Linked DNA regions of Mus musculus: region 2 is linked to region 1. The links are chromatin loops, found by intact Hi-C in ENCODE. Cell type or tissue: left cerebral cortex. All regions are shown on one strand. Links, peaks and the distances in the headings refer to the core of each region. The heading gives the core; the rest is flanking DNA. Region 1 overlaps Vezt (vezatin, adherens junctions transmembrane protein). Region 2 holds the start of Metap2 (methionine aminopeptidase 2).

The links. A loop is a pair of places that touch in the nucleus more often than their neighbours do. Peaks named below come from ENCODE experiments on the same cell type or tissue, not always from the same donor. Only the 100,000 strongest peaks of a DNase experiment are listed, where the experiment ranks them.
Region 2: a loop joins it to region 1, with 2.1 times the contacts of the local background. A loop is called at or near these places in 2 of 42 quality-filtered maps.

Annotation. Positions count from the first base shown.
Region 1 is chr10:93,967,862-93,977,036 of GRCm38, reverse strand. Vezt (vezatin, adherens junctions transmembrane protein) reads left to right here. Exons shown (of 12, transcript NM_172538.5): 10 at 2,492-2,592; 11 at 2,995-3,202; 12 at 6,333-9,175. The coding sequence ends at 6,844. Among named protein-coding and RNA genes, the nearest start is that of Mir331, 8.6 kb to the right of the region's middle. In left cerebral cortex, for the core only: no CTCF peak of the experiment used is centred there; no DNase peak of the experiment used is centred there.
Region 2 is chr10:93,885,584-93,894,758 of GRCm38, reverse strand. It overlaps Metap2 (methionine aminopeptidase 2), which reads left to right and starts at 3,557. Exons shown (of 12, transcript NM_019648.3): 1 at 3,557-3,662; 2 at 4,485-5,221; 3 at 7,658-7,765. The coding sequence starts at 5,071. In left cerebral cortex, for the core only: a CTCF peak has its summit at 3,284 (motif pointing right); DNase peaks (open chromatin) are centred at 4,640, 4,930 and 5,327; H3K4me3 peaks cover 2,298 bases; H3K27ac peaks cover 1,601 bases.

The DNA.
Region 1 (9,175 bases), core at 582-8,581:
GTGATGGAACTGTTTGATATTTAGGTTGTTAGTAGTTTATGTATTTGTCTGACCCCATAGAATTGGGTACCAAAAGGTAAGATTTTTGGAATGAATAGATTAGCTTAAATTATTTTCACTTGTTTTAGGTTTTTTTTTTAAATTTGCGTATGTGTATTTATATAACTGTTTTTAATGGTAGTATTCTTCAGAACTATTTAAGAGTAAGTGGCAGGCATAAAATTCCACTATCTCAAAATATTTCTATGATAATTGCCAATTGATAATTTCCTAATCCATTTTCTCTTTTACACTTATTATTTGGCATTTTATTCTAATGTAAAGAATCCATTTGTCCTCTTACTTATATCAGTAAAACTTTATGGATGCAAATCTTACAGTGAATTTTAATTTGTTATTATAATTATATGAAGATCATCTTTTTTTTTCTTTTTGCTAATCTTTTCAGTTAGTATAAAAATGAGTTTATTTCATTGTGTCATTTTCGCGTTCGCATCATCTTACTTCCTTGCTCCCTCCTGGTACTGGTTCTGACCCTGGAGAGCCCTCAGGCCTTTCAGTGGGGTGTGGTGTTTAGGAAGCAAGGTCTGGATGCTATGTGTGCTCATTGCCCCCCCCTCCCGATGCAATTGCTTCCACATCTCAGTGTACAGCTGGAGTGGAACAATATATTTTACAGCTGTACACATATTCAGATCCATGACTGTACCTGCCTGTGTGTTAAGAGCTGTGCCATATCAATAGTGCTAACAGAGTTTCAACACCATGTGATTTATTGCCCTTCCCCATTTCCATATTCAAACCTCCCCTCTCTGGTTATGGGAATCTTGACTCATAATTTTCAACTTATTTACTTAGCACAAATCCCTCAACACTGTGTACAGCTGTGGACTCTTCCTCAGAGAGTCCTCTCTTTCCTGCTCCATGTGACCACACAAGCCCATGCACATCTAGAGTGTCCTCTAAGCTCTCCCACCATCTTGCCATTCCTTGCTGGCTAAGATGCCCTTTTCTGCTTTACCCCAGCACCAGGGTAATTTGTGCAGTAGGCCTCTTGCCAGGTAAAAGTCCCCATTGGAACCCAAATTTACCTCCTCTCCTTGACATTTCAGTTGATCTTGTTATTTTTAAAGCTTTATTTTAATATTTATTTTATGAAGAATTAAGGAAATTGTCTGCTTAAAAGTTTAAAAGCCCCAAAAGAGTAGGACTCTGATGACAAGCCTCATCAACCCCTGTCCCAGCCCATGGTGACTTTCTAGTGTCTCCATACCCTAGAGAGTCCATGCACGTGTTCATAAAGTAAATGTCAATGTTTAAATATTTTGTCAAATGTGTTCATTTAGTATACTTTCTCTTGAAAAAAATAGGTATTTTTCCTAGTGTGGTTTCTGAATTTTTATGTCATAAAGACTACCTACATTTCAAAAGTGTTTAGTAAGTTTGTGATTTCTTCTTATACTTGTGTGTGTGTGTGTGTGTGTGTGTGTGTGTGTGTGTGTGTGTGTGTGTGTGAGTGTGTTTGTCAGATGGTTGTGAGCCACTATGTGGTTGCTGGGAATTGAACTCGGATCCTCTGGAAGAGCAGTCAAGTGGCCCCTGAGCCATCTCTCCAGCCCTGTATTTTCTATTTAGCAGTATTGATCAACTACCGTCAAGAGCTGAGGTGTCCATCAGCTGTCTCCCACATGCTAGGCTTACCCAAGGGCCAGGGTTCCACCCCAGGACTTCAGAAGCGACAAACAGTACTCTGGGTTTGGATTTTCTGTGGTTGATCATTTTGTTGACCAGTTTTCATTTTTTTATTCAAAGGCCTTACTGTGTTGTATCAATACTGACAAGAAAAACTGTTCTACTGTCAGCCCAATGGAACTTTCTTGAGTGTGTGGTCTGGTAGGCTGGCCTCAAACTCACAGATCTACCTGCCTCTGCCTCCAAGTGTTGAGATTAAAAGGCTGCACTACCATGTTTTGTTCTGGTTTGATTTGGTTTGGTTTGGTTTGGTTTGGTTTTAAGGAGAAAGAATAATGTTCCGTTTTAAAACCCTCCCAACACTATGAACAAAGTATTTTGTGAGAGTGGAATATTTGTCAGCTACCATGTGACAGATACTATGGCCGTGTACTGCTCAAGGTTAACTTAAAGCCAAGTGGTAAATATATATAGCTATTACTGTTCCCTTTTGGCGTCTTTCATTTTTGCAAATAAAAGATTCTAGCCAGAACAATTTGGGAGCCAGATAGGGTAATACACATAAAAAAATCTAACACTCAGGAGCCTGAGGTAGGAAGATTATTAGTTTAAAACCAACCTGGGCTCCTAAAAAGATCCTGTGTCAAAACAAGAAAACCAGGGGAAAATGAAGTCAGACTGTGAGACTAAGAGGTAGTGCTGAGGACATCATGTCACTAGATGTCACCCTAGTGTGTGTTTCTGACGGCCTGTTTCTCGTCCTTGCTCTGCCCTTCCTTCCTCCACTGTCTCTCTGAAGGCAAGCCTGGAGTAGCCTGTGAGAACCCACACTGCACCGCGGAGCCCTTGGTGCGGCCAGCTCTACACATTGAGGACAGAGACCCCATCCCTGAGGAGCAGGTAAAGGGGAGTGGTGCTGGCTTCCCCCTGAAGAAGCGGTCCCTATGCAATTTGCCTGCTTTTACTTCAGGTGGCATGGGTAACATCAGATCAATTGTTGAAGTTCTGCTTCTAATGAGGTTAAGATGTAGTACAGTGTCATGTAAACTTATGTAAAATATTTGCTCTAGCGCCTTGAATTAGATTCATCAACTCAGAGTATTGATAGCGTTAAACTTTCTCATCTAGAACTTTTTAGTATCCACTGTTTGGAGATTTTAATTTGTCAGCAGATAGGTTTGTCACCTTCCTTCCTCCCCAGCTGTCCTTTGAGAAGGTCCTCCAGGATGCATAGCGCAAGTAGTGAGTACTGCTCAGAGACCTGTTGGCTTGACGTTCTTTCTGTCTTTGGTCCATTTTTAGGAATTAGAAGCTTATGTGGATGACATAGACATAGAAAGTGAGTTCCGAAAGGACGATTTCTATCACTTGTCTCAGGAAGACAGAGAGAGACAGAAGCGCGAGCAGGAGGAGTCCAGGCGGGTGCTGCAGGAGCTGAAGTCTGTGCTGGGATTTAAGGCTTCCGAGGCTGAGAGGCAGAAGTGGAAGCAGCTGCTGTTCAGTGACCACGGTAAGCACCGCCCCCAGAGCGCGGTCCTGGGGGGGCGTGGGGGCAGGAATCGCTTCTCTTTGAACCATGAGTGTTATTTAAACTGTAGAACTCTGGATCCTCCGGTCAGTACAGGACTCTCATACAAAGTCAATTTGACCAATAAAAAAACACCATGTAATCACACTAGACTATGGAGTCACACTTTTTCACCGGTTATTTAATTCTTTGATAGATTTCTTTCAGAGTGGACCTTTAATTGGATACATCATGCTGGCCATGGTGGCACTGTAATCCCAGCAAGGTGGTTGAGGCAAGGAGGATCAGGAGTCTGAAGCCAGCTGGGGCTGCACAGTGTGTTTGTGTGACCTAGCTACACAGCAGGACCCTTTCAGGGGGTGAGGGGACAGACAGAAGAAAACTATTATCTTGAGATGCTAAACCCTGTTCTCTATCCAAGTACTTCAGTAAGACTTACCATTAACTTCATAACAATGCAATATGCATAAAGACCTAAACCACGTGGCCTCTTCGTTCAGGTTACTCAAGTACATGGAAGCAGAGGTGTTTCTGTGTACTCCGACTCCATAGTCAGGTTTGGATGTTGTTGGCTGCCCTTACACATCTTCATGTCACTCTCACTTTTCTCTTCAGTCACACGTCATGGGAGGCAAGAGAATGTATGAAGAGAAAGAAACTTGACAGTTGTCAATGTCAATTTATTTCATTCTCAGTTGAATTAATTCCTTTGGACTTACAAGGAGGTAGAATGGGCTTTCCACTCCGTTTTAGAGTGTCCTTGGGAGCCTCAAATGTGCAGTTGCCTGCCTGCCTTTCCCCTTCTTAGTAGAAGTATAGAGATAACCTGTTCTGGACAACTCCTTGGGGCTGCCCCGTCTTCTCCTAGGAACCCTCACCTTTCTCTCCAGCCTACTGTCTGTTGGTTTCATCCTTCTTTGTTGTTTCTTTTGGCTCCTTTAGAACCCAGTCCCACTAGATGATGCTTGTCCACTAGGTAGCCCTGTAGCCCACTCCCGTTTCAGCACCTTTTTCCCTGCTAAGCTCTCTTGTAACCCATTCCAGACTTGGTTCAAACTCAAACAGCTCGCTGACGATGGCCTTATGTCTTAAAACTGCACTGGTTCCATCTTCCTTTTTATATTAGCCTTGCCAGCATAAGAATCCATCCTGTCCACTTCTAATAAAGACATCTTTCCCAGTATTTCTAATAAAGGTGTCTTTCCCAGTTTACCTTTATCTAATTAGACTAGTCCTACAAACTTGCTGTGTATAGTTATGGAGTAGGTGTATACTGGCCTCTGACCTAGAACTCAGTCCTCTCTCCCGGTGTTTCCTGTGTGAGTCCTCGGCTGCCCACCTCTCCTACCAGAGAGACACGGGTAGCTGGGATGTAAAGGGAGGCTTGGGCAGCAGAGCAGAGAAATGGAGAACTTTCCAGAACCAGCCATAGAGTTCTGTAGTCAGCTTATTCCTGAGTTAGAGATTGCATGCAGATAACTTTTTTTAAAGACATAATCGGTTCTGTGCTCAGAATTTTTTTGTTTGTTTGTATCATTGTTTATCTCTAAATTTCTGTCCTTTTTTTTCTAGTTTCTATTCTCCAGCAGCATTCACTCAGCAGATTATAACTCAACAAATAGTTATCTAGTCCCTGTTAGACACCTGATGTTATTTACTGCTACATGCAGCACATGGATCAACAGATAAAAACAAAAACAAAGCCCTATTCCCCTAGAGCCTTACATTCTATACTGCTGTCAGCAGCTGCTGCCCTTCCAAATACCCTTGCTCCCTGATTCAGTTAGCAGGGATCCTGAACCCCTGAAACACGGTACACCTAGCAGACTTAGGAACAAAGAGCGTGCAGAACTGCTGAAAATTCCATTGCCTATAAGTTTGTATCTTTTGCCACTGTGCAGTGTTTTCTTCATATTATTTAACTGTAAAATGACCTACTGGTTGACATGATGGACAAATGAGAGAAAACATGTCTCCATTTGCATTTAAAAAGGCAGTAATGCTGTATAGTTTGTGAAAATAAATAAAAGATCTGCTGATGCCAGAAAAATGCTTTCCCATGACAAATGTCAGTATGTCTTCCAGAGTTGTTTTCATCTCTGCCTACAGGGGTAAAGGCCGAGTGGAATTAGAGAGGGACGGCCTCCGCTGGACCTGCTGTGGCCATGTTCTGTTGTCGCTGCTTCCATAGCGCAGTTACCGCAGCGTAGGCATGTGTCTTGGAAACGGACACGTTTTACAAATGCTTTTTAAGTGTACGCCAGACCTTCAAGACGCACTTTTTTTCCTTCCGCCATGCTTCATAATATGTTGTATGGTACTAACCCCTCGTGCTGGGAGGAGAGACTGCCTAGCGAGCAACCACTGCCTACTAACACCAAGAGGGGCTAACTAAAACTTCACTTTTCTTGCAAGGACAACTTGTACTGTATGGATCTATATTATATTTATGTGTTGTTATACTCTGTTTGGTACTTGGTCTTGAATGCAGATTTGATTTCATTTGTGTTCTGTGTAGTACTACAAAATGTAGACTATGCGTTACTCCCATTCAAGGTCTGGTAGGTGATTGGCAAGTAAGTTGAATTGTATGTTACATTTTTTATTTATTTACTTACATGTTTTACCTCATTAATATATATATATACACACACACACACATATATATATTTTTATTTGGTGAAGATGCTGTTCTTTGGGTCACATTAGGCCCAGGCTTTAGTGGGCATCAGAATCAAGCGGGATGGCTTATAAACATGCCAGCCTCCAACCCCAGTGTCCCGTTCCCCATGTGTGATCAGATTCTAGGATCTGTTGCCAGCAGCTTCCTAGGGGATAACTGGACCTGCTGAGTCAGGGACCGTGCTTTGAGAAGCACTGCCTTGGAACTGCAGACTCTTCAGCAAGTCCCCGTCTCGTTTCATTTCTTTAGGTATTTTGTCTCAAAAAACTCCCCATATTTATAAAGTTACATTTATTTTACTAGAAAGTTTTATTGTGTTTTTATTTATTTGTTGCTCCTTTTAAAAATAAGTGGGAATTTAAAAGTTGTTGGGCCCTTAGTTATTTTTTTTCCTTTTTTCTTTTCTTTTCCTCTTTCTGTTCTTTGAAGCTGTGTTGACATCCTTGTCTCCTGTAGACCCAGTGGAATCTGTAAGTAACTCAGAACCACCCATGAATTCAGATACAGAAAAAGTCAATAGTAATGCTACTGAAGAGGAGACTAGTAAGCCCTGTGCCGGCGACAAGGAAGACAGTAGGACTGAGTATGTGTGTGACAGCCCAACAGAGGGGCCAAGCAAAGACACCTCTGCAGACACAGGCCTCCTCCTTCCAGGAGCCGAGGAAACCATGTGCCACCAGCATGAGAGTGAGGCTAAGTCTCCTCAGGCTGCTGCTGCGGGGGCCACTGCCCCTCCGACTCCCAGGGACACACTGCAACTCTCCATTAAGCAGAGGCTGGCTCGACTCCAGTTGCCACCAGAATTCACCTTCTCTGCTGGCCTGGCTGCAGAAGTGGCCGCCCGGTCCCTGTCCTTTACCACCATGCAGGAACAAACTTTTGGCGACGAGGAGGAAGAACAGCTAGTTGAAGGCGGTGAAAATGAGGTGGAGGAAAAATAAAAGCCAAGATGAAGCGATGGCCTTGATTGTTCTTTTTACAAAAGTGTTCTAGCTGCAAGACTGGAAAGAGAAATGAGTGTGTGTTTACTCTCTATAAGGCTACGGCGTGAATTTACAGGGTGAATACTGATTTGAAAACCTGACCTGAAACTAGTAGATACCTGTCTAGTCAGATCCTTTAGGCATAGGAGAGAAAGGTAAGGGACTTTTTTAAAAAATAAATAAATAAACTGCTGTTTTATTTGTGGCAAAACTGATAATCTTGGCAAATCTTTAAGTACTTTTAATAAGACATGAATTTATCACTTTTTGCCAAAACTTTGCTGCCACAAGGTAACTAGGGTGATTGTCTTCCCGAGCAGAAACATTTAGAATGAGCCCTTTCTACTGTGTCCTTGCAGTGTGAACTGCAGCGGTCATGTTAATACATTGTTCGTACTTTATTTTGTTTATACCACTCGTAAAACAAAGAGACAGGTTCTAAATAAAAGTATTTAATTACCACAACCGATGTGTGCTGGGGTTTGGAACTGGAAAGTAGTTAGCAGGGAGCTGGGACTGCAGCGTATCTTGGACATTTCTCACGGGTCATGCAGAGGTTAAGAGGACAATGTCCTCTTAGGGGACACCCCATGATGTCCAAGCGCTGTCACTCCAGCAAAGGCCCCAGCCCCAGCCCTGCAGGAACTAATTTACATCAGTTTACTGGAAGACAACTGTGCCTCTGCAGTAGGTAGGTCCTGTGCTGTCTTCTAGCCTGGCCTGCCTTACTAAGACTCAGGAAACGCGTCAGCTATCTTGGAAAGCATCCTTGTCCCTTTGTGCTTCATCGTGAATGCGTCTCGAGATGCTTTCCAGAGACCAGTCTTGTCCGCTTTGTGCTGGAATTGTGTTTTCAATGAAATTTGCAGAAACAGTCTCCTTCTGAAACCTGTTGCCACTGTGCGCTCCCAGACTTTATAGGCATTCTTCTGTGAGGAATGTAAGAAAGAAAAACAAACAAAAACAAAACAACAAAACTCAGTTGATGCTGCTGTTTCAGGAGGAAAGTATCTGACTTCCTGTAACTTACTGCTTTTAGCAGGAAGCTTACTTCTTCTCAAGGTTTGTTGTTGTTTTTGGAACTGTTTCTTCTCCTGAGGAAAATCTTTCCCTTTGTCTACACTGTTGGTGATGTTGCCTTTGCTGATACTTAGCAGTGCAGCATGGCCAGAGCCGTCAGTCCCTTAAGTCAGACATGGAAGATGCTTAACTTCAAGAGAAAAGGAAGTTTTTTTAGGGAAATTTTGTTAAGCGTTCTCTTAATTTTTAACACAGGAAAACTTAGTCATTTTTAATTCTTTTAGTCTATTTTGATTCAACCATAGCAATTTCATAGAAACCCATTCATAATCTTATTTGCCAGTTTTTATAGCATGATTCATCTTTTTGGGAGTAGTATTCTGACAGCTTTTACTACAGATACTGCCAACATTGGTTTTACCAGGATCAATCTAGAACTCAGAAGAAAAAAAAAGCGTGCTTTTTGTTTTGGGGTCACTCATGAAAACAGAATTTTTACCCTTGGTGCATCTGCAGATGGGCAGGTCGGGACAGTAAGTGGTCTGTGGTCACCTAGCAGATGGGCAGGTCGGGACAGTAAGTGGTCTGTGGTCACCTAGCAAGCCTCAAAACTTTTTCTCTGTTTCTGTAAGGCCCTGATGTCTGTCAGATGCAGGGCCAGAGTCCTGGCTAATCTTTCATTTGCAGTCCTCTGTGATTTTTTTTTTTTTTGGTTTTTTTGGGTTTTTTGGTTTTTTGTGCAAGCTATGCATATTATCTAACTTCATAAAGCCCTTGTTGTCCTTCTTAAAACTAATTAATAGTCACAGCATCTGAACCTATTAGGAGTTGATGATAAGTGAGTTAGGAAGAGAACACACATTTAAGGCAGATTGCTAAGGATGTTTAAGAATACAGATTTCAGACCGTGACGCGACTTGTACTGGTGATGCCAGCACCCCAGGTGCACTGTTAGGAAGGCTACTGCGAGTCCGAGGCCAGTTGAGCGTGCTCCAGGATAGCCAGAAATACACTGTGCGAACCTGTCCAGGAAGAAAAGAAAAAAGAAAGAAAAGAAAACAACAGGTGCCAGGTGTCTGCAAAAAGAGGCGGGAGTTTGAATCCCAGGCCTTTTGTTCAGAGGATTCAAGTACTGTGACCTTATCATCTAGGGAGAGTCTTCTCAGGAAAACTGTAATTCCTGGAAATGCAGAAAGAAATGTTGGTTTGGAGGCTGGAGAAGTTATAAATGTATAGCTCCATTTATTAAAGTAGATAGTAATATCCTAC
Region 2 (9,175 bases), core at 413-8,412, 82 kb after region 1:
ATGCGTCACCACGCCCAACTTTGGTTATCATTTTTTTTAAGGTTTAGAAAAACTTTCCAGAAGGTTTATATAGTTTTCCTTCATTTCTTATTGAATAACATTGCCACACATGCCGATGCCGTTGCCTAAGTGATTAAAATTGAGCATCAGCTCAGTCTGCAGTTTCCTTTTCGTGATGGAGAGGTTCACCTGGTTATGCAAAGAAATGTGGACATGCCAAGCACGGCAGGATACACCTGTAGACCCAGGACTCAGAAAGGTGAAGGGTTATGCTTAGATGTGAAAAACTAAAAATGAATTCTGTATATGATCAACTTTCTTATCCACTGACATTGGAGCAAAATCTTCCCATTGACAGAGCTGTGTCCACAAACAGTTCACAGCCAGTGTTCAGACTGGGTCATCTGAAAGCAGGAAATAGCTACAAGAGCTTGTAGGCTCTCATCGTGCCTCTGAGGGGTAGCAGCACCCATGAAGTACACACACGTACCTACAGGCAAAGCACTGATACACATTAAATTAAGAAGGAAGGAAGGGAGGGAGGAAAGGAGGAAGGGAGGGAAGGAGGGAGAGAGGGAAGAAGGAAGAAAGGAAGGAAGGAAGGAAGGAAGGAAGGAAGGAAGGAAGGAAGGAAGGAAGGAAAAAAGCGAGCCAGGTGTGTGCCTTTAATCCCAGCATTTAGGAGGCAGAGGCAGGCAGATCTTATAATTTAGGCCAGCCTGGTCTACAGAGAGAAATTCTGTCTTGAGGGGAGGGGAACTGGGGGGCTGCAACATGGACATGAAAGATCTGCCTAAGGGCTTCAACTTTCAACCACGAGGTAGAAACTGATTGTCAGCAAACAGCGGCTAACTGGGCAAAAGAAAGGAAATAACTGTTTTATACATTGGCCCAGAGGAAACAGCATTTTGATTCCCAGTAGAAACAAAACAAAACAAAACAAAAACAAATGAAATAAAATGCTTGGTCACCATGGCTGTTTGGCTGAAAGGCATTTTTCCAGGAAAGGCCAAATCCAGCGAGGTGGCCTCACTGGGTCAGAGCTGGTATAAGGGAAAGAAAGCATTAGGCAGAGTATTTTATCCTGCTTTCTTCCATGAGCTCTCTCTCTCTCTTTTTTTTTAAAACTTATTTATTTATTTTATGTATATGAGTACACTACAGCTGTCTTCAGCTCCCTCTTCTGTGAGCCACCATGTGGTTGCTGAGAATTGAACTCAGGACCTCTGGAAGAGCAGTCAATGTTCCTAATCGCTGAGCCATCTCTCCTGCCCCTCCCATGAACTCTTGATACTGAGTCCTAGGTAGCTCTTAACTAATCCCTTAAACTCCTGTAAGGGCAATATTATTCCTGATAGTTTAGCCACAGGAGAAATTCTTAGTTATACTAATGCTTTCTCTAAAGTCCAGTTTCTACACATAGAAGGCTAATTTGCTTTCCATTGCTGTGGTTAAAACATCATGACCCAAAACAGCTTGGGAAGGTAAGGGTTTATTTGACTCACATGTCAGAGTCCATCATCAAAGGATGTCAAAGACAAGCACTCAGAGGCAGGAGCTGAAGCAGAAACCCTGCAAGAGCATTGCTTATTGGCTTGCTGTTCATGCCTTTTGTCTCATATGTGTTTATTGCTGTGAACAGACACCATGACCAAGGCAACTCTTTTTTTTTTTTTTAAAGATTTATTTATTATATGTAAGTACACTGTAGCTGTCTTCAGGCGCACCAGAAGAGGGTGTTAGAGCTCATTATGGGTGGTTGTGAGCCACCATGTGGTTGCTGGAATTTGAACTCAGGACTTTTGGAAGAGCAGTCAGTGCTCTTACCGGCTGAGCCATCTCGCCAGCCCCCAAGGCAACTCTTATAAAGACAACATTTATTTGGGGCTGGCTTGCAGGTTCAGAGGTTCAGTCCACTATCATCAAGGCCAGAACATGGCAACAGTCAGGCAGGCATGGTTCAGGAAGACCTGAGAATTCTACATCTTTATCTGAAGGCTGCTAGCAGAATACAGGCAGATAGAGTGAGGGCCTTAAAGCCCACACCCATTCGAGGCCAGCCTGGTCTACAGAGTGAGTTCCAGGACAGCCAGGGATACGCAGAGCAACCCTGTCTCAAAAAAACCAAACCAAACCAAACCAAACCAAACAAAACAAAACAAAAAAAACAAAAAACAAGAAACAAAAAACAAAAAAAAAAAAAAAAAGAAAAGAGGAAAGAGAAGAAAAGAAAAGAAAAGAGCCCACACTCACAGACATACCTACTCCAACAAGGCCACCCACACCTAATTGTGCCACTCCCTGGGCCAAGTGTACACAAACCATCACACTTTACCCAGCTTCCTTTCTTATACCACCAACCAGAAACACCTGGTTAAGGGATAGAATTGCCTACAGTGGGTTGGGCCCTTCCACATTAATCATTTAATCAAGACAATGTGCCTGTAGACTTCCCTACAGGCCAATCTGATGGATGCATGCTCTCAGTTGAAGTTTCCTCTTCCTGGATGTCTCTAGCTCGTGTCTAGTTTGTAGTCTCTAGACAGAGACCATGAGGAAGGTGAAGAATTCCACTACTAAGTGTATGCTTTTACAAGAACAACTTTGTTACAAGATAAGAAGAAAGTCTATTAAGACAAAATCTGAGGGGACTATCCTGAGTTAGAAGAATTTTACTACTCTTGCAGTTGCAAAGAGAAGCTAATAACACATTGTAAAATAAAAGCTAATTTGAGATGTCATGAGATACAGTAAAGATAAAGAAAATAGTTGTTGGTGGTGGTACTTGCCTTTAATCCCAACACTTGGGAGGCAGAGGCAGGCAGATATTTGAGTTTGAGGCTATTAGTCTACAGAGAGAGTTCTAGGACAGCCAGGGCTGTCTTGAAACACTCCCACTGTCTCTCCCCTCCCCCGCCAAAAAAATATAGGAAAAATATTATAGAGGGCAAGGAAAATATGTTTAATTTCAAGAAAAGTCCTTTCCAGAACCCTAAGGAGAGGATTACAATTCCCTAGTGGAATGGGTTTGGGATTCTTCATCCTCAAAGCAGATCCTTAGTGCACTCCAATTTCTTTTTAATATCTTTTGTTAGTATCTCCTAACAAAGTTGTCCTATTAAAGCATCAGTGGCTTCCTAAGACCAGAAACCAACAGCGTCTTTTGAGACTGTGCCGTCTACCCTTTCTGTAGTAGGTTTTTTTTAAAGATTAATCTATTTATTATATGTAAGTTTAGTGTAGCTGTTTTCAGACACACCAGAAGAGGGCATCAGATCTCATTATGGATGGTTGTAAGCTATGTGTTTGCTGGGATTTGAACTCAGGACCTTCAGAAGAGCAGTCAGTGCTCCTTGACAGAATCTCCAATACCCACCCCCAAATCAAACCCCCAAACTTGCAAACACCAGTGTCCTCTTGGTTTTCTTTGTACTTTGGTCACTGAACTTTCAAGCCTTCTGCCACACTTGGGCCCAATGCTGCTAGCATCCCTATCTCTAGTAAACATTCCTCAGGATGACTGGGTATCTTTGTCTGCATGCCCTGCAGGGATCTCAACCTTTGGATGTAGGCAGTTTATCTTTGACTCCACCTCATCCACAGCCTCCTGGGCCAGAAACCTGGGTGCCATTCTTACCTTCTCCCCCGCCTCCAAGATCAAGGTCAGTTATATTCTCTTAATTATACTTCAGAAATATTTCTGTCTTCAAGCCTCTTGTCCCTGGTCCCCAGTTATAGCCTTTGCCTACACTTTCATCGGTATTGATACCAGCAGTAGCTTACTACTTCTCTATGACCTCTAGCTTCTGCCATCTTCGTTCTACCTTTAGAACAGAGACCATCAGACCTAAAGATCCCTTTTTTCAGTAAAGGTGTGCACCACCACTAGGCTTTGCTTCTGTTTTTATAGTGCTGGGGATTAATGTAGGGTCTTTAGCATTAGAACAAGTGCTCAACCGCTGAGCTACACACTCCCAGGCCCCATTTTATGTAGCTGTGGTCAGGCCTGTATAAAGTGAAACCGCTAACAAAGAGAACCTTCGAAGCTATTCTGACATCAATGAAATTTGGTACCTAGTTTAAAACTAATGAAAACACCAGAACTCTCTAGCTGGGCAAAGATCCTTACTGATGATAACTCCTTGGTTTATCCAGATAGCTACTCACCATCTACTTTGGCAATGGTCTAAAAAGAAAAGAAAATTGCAATCTGAATAAGGGACTCTGATGAAGCACTAGGGGAAAAGACATGGGCAGAATTCAAGCATACTTTGTTGAAGCATCTAAAAGTGAAGAACTGACTGAAAACTAAGAAGAGTGTGTGTTTTGGCATTATTGAGGAAGGCCTGTTCCCATTGGTCAGAACCTGCACTTGTCTCAAAATAAGAGACGCGTGAGAACGTAGTGTCCTTTTATTTTGAGACGGGGTCTCTAAATAATCCTGGAAACTCACTCTGCAGACCATATTGGCCTCGCATTTACAGAGATTCTCCCGCTTCTCTGCGGAGTGCTGGGATTAAACGGATTAACCGCCTCCAAGCGATGATCCTATCTTGAACCATCGGAGGTTTGGAGTGCAGCATACGAAACGCGGAATTCCGGCTTCCAAAATTATCCCACGCTTCTCGACAGCTTCCCCGCGAGCTGTGACAGTGAGTTTAACGCGGTCTTTGAGTCATCAAGAATGTGTGTGATAAATACATTATTTTAACCCTCTCTCATCACTGCCTGTAGGATTTTTTTTTTTAAATAGGGAACACTAAATTCCTCGTGTTAGTGGCATCTCCTGCGCACTCTGGAGCGAAGCCCCCCTGCTTTTTCCCAGGCTGGGAAGATGCGCACAGGGGGTGCAGAAGCTTAGGGTCAGAGTAAGCGCTGAGCCAGGAGAGGGGGCGGGCACTTAGACCGCGTGCTGCAGAGTCCTCCGCCGTCCCAGCATTCCCTGCGTCCGGACCATCGAGCGCGGCTTCCGGCGTCGCTGGTGGAGGTGGGTGAAGAAGGAGCGGGCCCTCGCCGCTCGTTCTCGCTCCCTCTCTCTCTCTCTCTCTCCCTCTCTCTTTCTCGGGCAACATGGCGGGCGTGGAGCAGGCAGCGTCCTTCGGGGGCCACCTGAATGGCGACCTGGATCCAGACGACAGGGAAGAGGGAACCTCCAGCACGGCCGAGGAAGCCGCCAAGAAGAAAAGACGGAAGAAGAAGAAGGGCAAAGGGGCTGTGTCAGGTAAAGGAGTCGTGCTTTCGCCGTCCCTGCCCGGCATGGCCGAATGACTTGGCTCAGGCCCGCCAGGGGTGCCCGGGGGATGGGAACCGGGAGGGAGCCCTGGCCCTCGTTCAATCGTCAGGCCTGGCGGAGTGGCTGGCATGGCCAGCTTTCCGTGCCACGGCTCCTCGGTAATGGTGGGAGGGTGTAGGGGATGAGAGCGCCTCCGCTTCCCGAATGGTAGCGCTAGCGAGGGTCTCCGGGGCGCGATTTCAGCTCCCACGCAGACAGTGGCACGGACCTGAAACATGCACAGGATTCAGCTCCACCATCTTCGGCGCGGGTTTTGGACACCGCCTCGGAATCCCTTCCGACCCTAGTTGCGGCCTGGTTGCTGGACCTACCTATTTTGGTCCAGGGTTGGGGGTTGGGTATTGGAGCAGATTGCCGGGACGGTACGTCCTCCCCTTGTGTCATTCGCATGCATACTAGGGCTTCAGTTTTGGATTGCAGATTAGGGGGGGTTCGTCTCTGAGTCTCTGTCCTTACAGACAGCTCCTGTCACTGACCGTTGGGTGGTGGTGCAAAAATCTCACAGCATGCTCAACCTTTAGGGTTTGCAGGCCTGAATTTTGATGCCACTTGGCATGCGGTGCAGCCAGCGTAGTCTGCGATTATGAATGGATTTTCCCCAGCTAGTAATAACCTAGTTCCGTGGGTAAGGCGAGGACACAGCCGCATGTTTACAGTTGGACCACGTTAACCAGGAACATGTCTTATCTTGAGACGTTTTTGTTTCACAACCACCTCAGGGTTTGGTTTTTTCTTTTTTTTTTTTTTTTGTATTTAAGGGTCATCAGATAAAGGATGAGAGAAAAATGGAGTTGGAATTAAGAGAAAGTGGTGTGAACTTTTCTGCCTACTTAAGAATTTTGGTGGTTAGATGGGAGTGAAAAGCAAGAGTCGGCGTATCTTTGTAGGCCTTCCCTAGAGCAGAATTTAATCTAGGGGCATTCTGTTGTGGCTCGGTGGGCTTGCAGTACATTCTGAACTCTGCAGTTTGCCCTTGAAGGTGAGCAACAGACAATTGGTTTATAGGTTTGTTTGTTAGTTTGTTTGTTTTTGAAACAGGGCTTCCTCTGTGGTGGTTGGGATTCTCAGTAGACCATGCTAGCCTTATGAACTAAGAGATTCTCCTGTCTGTGTCTCCAGAGTACAGCATCAAAGTTGTGCAGCACTCTATCTGGCAGTTTTAGTTCTTTGGAACAGGGTTTTACTATGCGTCCTTGGCTGTGGGGCCAGGGGGTGGGGAGGGGGGGCTGGCTTCCAATTCACAGAGATCCACTGGCCTATTCTTAATATTTTTAAGTTGTTTCTCAGTGGGAATCTTCTTTAGTAGCCAGCATGTGCTGGAGTATATTTAATATATTTATCTGTGTGGGCATACTGCTCCTACAGATGGGTGGCTTAGCTGGGTGTGGTGGCGCACGCCTTTAGTCCCAGCACTCGGGAGGCAGAGGCAGGCGGATTTCTGAGTTCGAGGCCAGCCAGGTCTACAAAGTGAGTTCCAGGACAGCCAGGACTATACAGAGAAACCCTGTCTCGGAAAAACAAACAAACAAACAAACAAACAGATGGGTGGTTTAGATATTTACAATGTTGCATTTTAGTAATGGATTATCTTTCCCTATCTAGATTTGTTGTTGTCATTGTTGTTGTTGTTCAGCTGGTGTGTAATCTCTTCTTCCTATGGCCTTCAGCTTGTAGTGCCTATTTTGTATATATGTATAGTAATCACAATACATATTTTGTTGTCGCTGGGCAGTGGTGGCGCACATCTTTAATCCCAGCACTTGGGAGGCAGAGGCAGGCGAATTTCTTTTTTTCTTTTCTTTTTTTTTGAGACAGGGTTTCTCTGTGTAGCCCTGGCTGTCCTGGAACTCACTCTGTAGACCAGGCCGGCCTCGAACTCAGAAATCCACCTGCCTCTGCCTCCCGAGTGCTGGGATTAAAGGTGTGTGCCACCACGCCCGGCTGGCAGGCGAATTTCTGAGTTCAAGGCCAGCCTCAACTACAGAGTGAGTTCCAGGACAGCCAGGACTGCATAGAGAAACCCTGTTTTGAAAAACCAAAAATAAGTAAATAAATAAATAAAAATATCTGTTGTCATCTAATTTTTAAAACTTCTTTAAGGTTAAATTGCTTAGGGTAGGGATCAACTTACATTTCTGTTTATCCTGTAGGGGCTATCATATATAATGGAGAATTCTCTAGAATGACCTGAGTAGACGGGACTACTTGGGTCTGGAAGTTTCTCTCTGTGGTTTAACAAGTAATGCTACTGCTTCTGTTTAGTTTCTCATGCTGCTTATTGTGAAAAGATCCGTGAACTGTACAGGATCATTAGAAAATATCCAGGCGTGGGAATCATTTGATTGTCCTGTTTTGTTTGAACAGCAGTGCAACAAGAACTTGATAAAGAATCCGGAGCCTTGGTGGATGAAGTAGCAAAACAGCTGGAGAGCCAAGCACTGGAGGAGAAGGAGAGAGATGACGACGATGAAGGTAAGCACTGGTTCTCAGCCTTGTTACAAAAGACAGAAAAGGCAACTTTTATGGTTTTTTTTAAAGATTATTTTCTTTTAATGTGTCTGTGCAAGTGCTGGCATGTAGTGCACAGTGTTCATGCTAGCCTAACCTTCAGAGACCACAGAAGGGTGTTGGATACTTGGAACTGCAGTTACAGGCAGTTCTGAGCTGCCTGATGTGGGTGCTAAGAACCAAACCTGGGTCCTCTGTAGCAGTATCAAGTGCTCTTAAGCCGGCTCTCCAGCCCTGAAAACAAGACGTTAATTAAGGAAATGTTTTTTTTTTTAAATAGATTTATTTTATGTATGTGAGTACATTGTTGCTCTCTTCAGACACACCAGAAAAGGGCTTTGGACTTCATTACAGATGATTGTGAGCTACCATGTGGTTGCTGGGAATTGAACTCAGGACCTCTGGAAGAGCAGTCAGTGCTCTTAACCTATGAGCCATCTCTCCAGCCCTAAGGAAAATGTTTACTGTCCATCTTGTAATTGCCTACCGTTTGACTGGTTGAAATTTAATTAATGTCACAGGTAAAAAGGAACAAGTATTTATTAGCAACCCCTTGGCTGTGTTGAATACTTGCTTAAATAGCAAGATTTCAACTTTTAGATACATACTTGGCAGAAGGCCAGGTGCTGGATGAGTATGATACGAATTAGAAGCTGTTTATTTTAATATTTACTGAGCTGCTACAGTGTGCTATCTGTCTATGGTACGTTCATGTGACTTCTCTTTTTAATCTCACCAAACCAGATGAAGTTGATGCTGTCATTGTGTGTGTACGTGTCTATGTACCAAATAAGTTTTTTAATATTTTTATATACATTAGCTGCACCACTTTAGGTATAACCACATATTACGTTTGTATCACACACACACAGTGGTTATGGGATGTGCCTAAAGTGGTGTGGCTAATGTGTCTGAAGTGATACCAGACTTTGAAAGCACCGGATCCAGTGTGTGCCCCCCCTCCCCCGCCGCGCGCGCCTGTATTAGAGTTGGCTTCCTCGTGCCCAGCTGCACCCTTGAGCGTTTTTAACCTAAGTGGATAAGTGGATCTGGGTACTATAGGAGTGCTTTTACAGAAATTGTTAAAATTGTAGTACTCGGTGCTGTCAGGAAAGCAGTGGAGGGAGAGATTAGGAAAACCTATGTTTTAGTGCAGGAGTAAGTGGGCTTTCCTGTTCTTTGAGTTTTGGGTTGTCTGCTGCCAGCACTAGCTGTTCCTACCTTAAGGACACCAACTTACAGGTTATGCTTTTCAACTGCTACCTGGGTAAGGTTGTTTGAATAGTTCTTTTCTTTCTCTTTAGGAAGTGGGGCTCACTGCCTTCAAGGAGCCCCTAGCATTTCCTTTTCCTCAGTTTCTCTGTCTTGCTTCAG